Linked DNA regions of Mus musculus: region 1 is linked to region 2. Evidence: chromatin loops called from intact Hi-C (ENCODE). Cell type or tissue: heart. All regions are shown on one strand. Each heading gives the region's core, and the rest is flanking DNA. Links, peaks and the distances in the headings are about the cores only. Region 1 holds the start of Adamtsl1 (ADAMTS-like 1). Region 2 overlaps Saxo1 (stabilizer of axonemal microtubules 1).

Region 1 (2,913 bases), core at 309-2,808, 430 kb before region 2:
CATTGGGAAGAGAGGCCCCTTGGTCTAGCAAACTTTATATGCCCCAGTAAAGGGGAAAGCCAGGGCCAAGAAGTGGGAGTGGATGGGTAGGAGAGCAGGGTGGGGGAGGGTATAGGGAACTACTTTTGGGATAGCATTTGAAATGTAAATAAAGAAAATATCTAAGAAAAAAAGAAAAAAAAAACCCTCCTCTCAGATCGATACACCACATGGAAGGAATAACCAAAGCTGAACAACCTGCTTTTCTCCACCTCTTTGCAAAGCCTCAGGCAGGTGTGTATATGGCAGACCTGCCTGGATTCGCACGCCTATTACAGTGAGGTAGTTTTTTTAATAATGAGAGGGAAGAACATGCATTCTAAGTGCCCTCTGCCTTCTCTGGGTATTTCTGGGCTGACAGATCTGCAAGGAAACTCTTCTCCTGTGGAAATGGGGCTTTGCTCACTGCTTTATTCTTTATCCGAAATGGTGTTCCTGGACTGATAAGGAGGAAAGACAACCTTATTGGATACTTAACACTTGTTTAATATATTAATAAAAACCCTCCTGGCCCGTTCAGGCTTTGCTTGATTTGAGTGAAACAGGCTCCCAATCTTCGGGCCTTTTCCCGTAGCCATGCGGACACTCTGGAGCCCATTAGTACTTCCTACAGCTGGATTGCACCTCAGAGGTCAACCTGCCTGGCCCTATTTCCACTGCGAAGAGGAAAGAGGTGGTACCCCACTCAAAATTTTGTTGTTTTGTCATAGCAGCTCTGAGAAAGCCTGAGTCAGGTGTCCGATGAAGAATGTTTGGGGTTAAGTGAGGGTTAAATCAGCCTTTCTTTCCTGTCATGGGTTAAATCAGATAATTAAAAGCTGTCAAGGTGTCAAAACCCAGCACTTGTTTCACAACAAATTTCAACATCCTCATCCTGGAGTCTTTGTCAAGGGCTTCTTTTAAACTAGGGGCTCTAAATGAGTCTTATTGTACCTTTAAACTTGTAAGTATTGGATGTTTCAAATTGTCAATCCACAAAGAAAGGTTTTGCCAGCCCTTTATTTTTAAACCAAGACCCCAATACAGAAAATAACTAAAGCCGTTGTTAGGTTTAGTTAGGACCTTTCCAAACCATCTATAGTATTCTTTTCCAAACTCAAAGGGGAAAATAAAAAGGCACTTTATAGAAGAGGAAGAGAACGCTAGCACCGAATACACTTAAAGGGCACATTCAGTCCCGACTAGGGCTTGGTCCCTTTATAGCATATGTTCTATATTGACGGGGATTAAGTTTCTCTCCTGAATGGAACAATACACCGTCACAGGGAGCTACTGTACTTTCCAGAGCAACAGACACCAGCCTAGGCAAATGGCAAACAGAATCGCGTCTCACAGAGCACTAACCAGGTTTGTTCAGAGCGCAGCCCTGCTTCCTCTTTGAGCTTTGCGCTTCTGCCAGTGCACATCTATCTCTCCTCTTCTCGGGCTCAGCTCCTTGCTCCCCTGCCTTTCAGTCCCTTTCTCTCTTTTCTGCTCACACTGTTCACTTTCTCTGCGCACCCCCCCCCCAACCGCTTTGTTATTCAGCATGTCTGATTAGCAGGAGTCTGATTGGCTGGCTGCCTGCTCTAGAGAGATTCCATTCAGCTTACCCCCCACCCATCCACCCACCCACCCTCGCTCAGGAAATGTGAGCGGGGCTGATGGAAGCTGATAGGCAGGGCTGGAGTGTGAGCCCCAGCACTGGATGTGACAGCAGCGGGCAGAGGAGCACTTAGCAGCTTATTCAGTGTCCGATTCGGATTCCGGCAAAGATCCAAGTATGGAATGCTGCCGTCGGGCAGCTCCTGGCACACCGCTGCTCGTTCTGGCTTTCCTACTCCTGGTAAATGCCTTTTCATTTCAATACGTTACTATTGCCACTTGGTCTGGGTGCTGCTGGAGGGTGTGTGTGTGTGTGTGTGTGTGTGTGTGTGTGTGTACTTCTGTCTGTCTGTGTATGATCTTCCAACTCCAGGTAAAAGAATTTTCATGGCTTACAAAGTACACCTCAACTCTTTGAGAACTTTAACCCCAACTTTCCCAGCAAAATCAAATATAAAAGACTTTTTAGAGTTAGTGAATGATACTGATATTGAGACTTGAAATTCAGGGTATTCTTCTGCAGATATTATGTGCTGAAAACTATATAAATAACTGTGTTAGCATGGGATCCTGAGGACAGATGTCCTGAGATCAAACTCACTATGGTGATTTTGGGGTTTCTGAAGGCTAGGCGGTGAGGAGCTTGCTTGGTTCTTGTTTCCCCAGTGCCTGTGTGAATTATTTTCCTCCATACATAAAGACTCTTGAACCAGGTGAAAAAGGAAGGAACGAGAGCCCTGTTTACAATCAAACCAGAGTATAACCCATAATTACTATACACATTTATGGATTCAAGTTAATGCTAATGTTTATGAATTGAAGATTAAAGTCTTTGATCTCAGATCTACTTCTGAAGGCAAATAGAGATCCCTGGACTCCTTGTCCTGCTGATTTCCAGCCCCAGCGATAAGGCTCTTCTCTTGAACATCAGCACACATTGCATTTTTGACTCGAAGTAAATGTTCCATTGTGACTCATACTTGGTTTTATGGGCAGAAAATGAACATATACTGTCCAAAAAATCTACACTCAAAATATTAATAGCAATGCACATTTCTTTTAAACCAGAGTGTTCTGGGCAAGCAGTTTAGTAAACCTCATCTGAAAGTTTGATTCCAAAATGTGCACACTCTGATTGCAAAGAAACGTGACTCTAGCTCTTCCTGTCACAATTATGACACACCAGAACTACTTCAGAAGGAAGAGAAAGAGAAGACGAAGGTAAAAGTGTAACCGTTGTATAAGACACATTGTTTTGTTGATGGGGAAAGGTTAGTTTGTTCTGCTTTG
Region 2 (2,913 bases), core at 89-2,588:
CAGATACACTCACCTTTCTCTGTGTTCTCAGAAACTTCTTCTACTAATATTTATCGCCTCTACTCAGCCTTACAGAAAACCCAGAAGAGAAAAAATGTCATCGAGGCACAAAGTCTTCACTTCTTTGCTATCTACTGTCAGTGCCCCCATTATGTGAAAGAGGAACAAAACAGTAAGACGGAAAAGACAGAACACTGTTCGCCAAAGTAATCCCTTCCCAAATCATTGCACATCTGTGACAGGCCCAGGTGGCACCTGCCCATCATGCCGGCTATACCCAGCTGAGCCGGGCATTCCTGCCCACTGCAACAGTCTCTACTGCTTATTTCTCCATAAGACCAGTTCCTCCAAAGACTAACTGCTTCTTCCTGAATCCCATTTAGCCAAACAGGACAAGGGAAAAGCAGAGTTTTCCCCTTAAAGGTACTTGAGAAAACAGCTCTGTCAATGGAAGGGAGAGAATTCCAGACAGGAAACATTAGGCTAAACACTAATAAAACCTATTTCCAGGCTGAAACCTGGGGCAGCATTACCGAGCCATGCTTGAGTAGCAAGGGTAACATGCTCCACTGTAAACTGTCTTGCATGAATTATACACGGGGTTGTCCATAAACCCAAAGCAGGTCCTGAGCATGCTTGGTGGGATGAAGGACTGGGGAAGCATAAGAATTAGTCTCCTTGGGACTGCAAGTGGGAAACGGGAGATGCTTCGGCTGAACTCCTATAACACCCTCTTGGTACATCTTAAAATATATCCTAGTAGCAAGAACAACTGCAGCCTGACCTGCCTTCCTAGCAGCCTCACTGTGGGTGAACAGCAAAGGGACGCTGAGGGACCCCAGCATCTGGAAGTCAATTATAAAGGTGGGAGTTATGGAATAAACAGGCCGACAGGAAGCTAATAAGAAACCAAGGGTCAGGTTCACACTTTTCACCTTCTTAGATTAAGGTTGTGACTTCTCACAACTCAACCAATTGCAGCAAGACACTAGGAGACACTAAGCCTCCATGAGCTGTACGGACCAATGAAAATGGCTAAAACCCCATCTGAAAATCAGCTAACCTGAGAGTTATCTTCCTTCTAAAGTTCACCTTCTGGAGAGAAAATACCTAACAGGAGCTGAAGTTTCTCTCCACTCCCAGGACTAACGTGGCATTTTGAGGCCACCTTATCTATGTTCAGTGATGGCTAACCAGGCTGTGGTCCCTCTGCAGTTCTGAGGTATAGCAGAAGGTACCAAAAGTCATCATTGAAGAGCAAAGCTAGTTGTCCAAGCTTGCATGCTGAGGCCTCCCACCCCAGAGCTCTATGACTACCCTAAAAAGCTTACTTCTCCTCCAAGATGCCATTTTCCAAGGGTATTCAGCCCTGCAGACTAACAGCTGAAGCAGGCTCAATGCTCCATCTGCTGTTCACCCTCAGAAAGCTGCTAAGCAATAATGCTCACAAACTCACCAGCTCAGGGGCTAGCCTCAAGTCGCTGCTCAAAGACAGAAGCAGACGCACAAAACATGCTAAGTTCAGGAAATGGATTCATTACTTAATCTCCTTCCGGACAAAAGATTCAAATCCAGATATGAATGTGCATCTTTATTTGAATTCATTTACCAGCTCTAGAGAAGGCAAATCATTATGGGGAGGAGAAGCCTCTCACCTTCAGGGGAAAGGATCATTTTTAAGTTTGAAGTTTGATCCATTTTTATCTGGCCCAAAAATAGTCACCATGGCTTGCAAATGAATTTTATCAGAATGTATGGGCTTCCTCGTTAGATTTTTATGTTGGGAACATTCACCGAAAGCTATCATTAGCCGCAGCCTAAATGCCTGTCCCCAGTGTCACATAATCTTACATCCTTCAAGTTCATGGAGAAAAAAAAAAAGTTATTTTATTCTATACAGAAATTGCTTAAACTTAACCACTTGTTTTTCAACATTCAATGGCTTCTCTCTTCCTGTGGTGCATTCCCGAGTGTTTAACCTCGCTGTGATTCTGAATAAAGAAAAAAAAAAAAAAAAAAGGTCAAAGATCTAAGTTTTCTTTAGGTAGGTAGCTATAAAAGCTACCCAGCATGGAAAGCCAAGAGTTAAACTAGAATTAAGTACTGGTTAAAGTGGCCCTGCTGGGGAAGTTATAGCAACTTCATTTCAAATCATTTGGCTATGCTAAAGAAAGGTGTTGGGCATGAACAGAGAAAAAGGAAAGGGGAAATTACAGAATTGCTAACGAAAACCATTTGCCTGGAAGTGGAGAATGGAGAATTCTCACAGGAGCCAAACAAAGTTTACTTTTTTAAAAATAATTGAATATTTATACAAATTTCAAAAGGTATTATAGTAGCCGCCAGGGAATCAATCATGCTAAAATGGACTCTGTCTTACGGGGGTGAAGGGTGGCTTCCTATTTGCCAAAGCAGACTGTCACCCTTTCCCTAAATCACCTGCTTGAGCTCTTCATCCACAGACCATCTCCTACCCTGCATCTCTATCTTTCCCCAGCTGTCTCCTTTCTGGCAGTATTTAAACATGCCCCAGTATCTCCCATATTTTAAAGAAAAATAAAATATTTTATAATTTTTAATTGGTTATTTTATTTACATTTCAAATGTTCTCCCCCTTCCCAGTTTCCCCTCCACAAATCCCCTATCCCATCCCGATCCCCCACCCCTGCTTCTATGAGGGTGCTCCCCCACCAGCCTCACCACCCTACCATTCCCCTAAATTCCCCTAAGCATCAGGCTTTCACAGGACCAAGGGCCTCTCCTCCTATTGATGCCCGACAAGGCCATCCTCTGCTATATACACACACAGCTGAAGCCATGAGTCCCTCCAGGTGTACTCTTTGGTTGGTTGTTTAATCCCTGGGAGCTCTGTGGGGGTCTGGTTGGTTGACATTGTTGTTCTTCCTATGGGGT

Evidence for each region. A loop is a pair of places that touch in the nucleus more often than their neighbours do. Peaks named below come from ENCODE experiments on the same cell type or tissue, not always from the same donor. Only the 100,000 strongest peaks of a DNase experiment are listed, where the experiment ranks them.
Region 1: a loop joins it to region 2, with 2.7 times the contacts of the local background. A loop is called at or near these places in 6 of 42 quality-filtered maps.

What each region holds. Positions count from the first base shown.
Region 1 is chr4:86,052,257-86,055,169 of GRCm38, forward strand. Adamtsl1 (ADAMTS-like 1) reads left to right here and starts at 1,719. Exons shown (of 29, transcript NM_001368621.1): 1 at 1,719-1,864. The coding sequence starts at 1,802. In heart, for the core only: no CTCF peak of the experiment used is centred there; a DNase peak (open chromatin) is centred at 1,685; H3K4me3 peaks cover 1,409 bases; H3K27ac peaks cover 998 bases.
Region 2 is chr4:86,479,683-86,482,595 of GRCm38, forward strand. All of the region lies in intron 2 of Saxo1 (stabilizer of axonemal microtubules 1), which reads right to left. Among named protein-coding and RNA genes, the nearest start is that of Gm26017, 28 kb to the right of the region's middle. In heart, for the core only: a CTCF peak has its summit at 1,410; no DNase peak of the experiment used is centred there.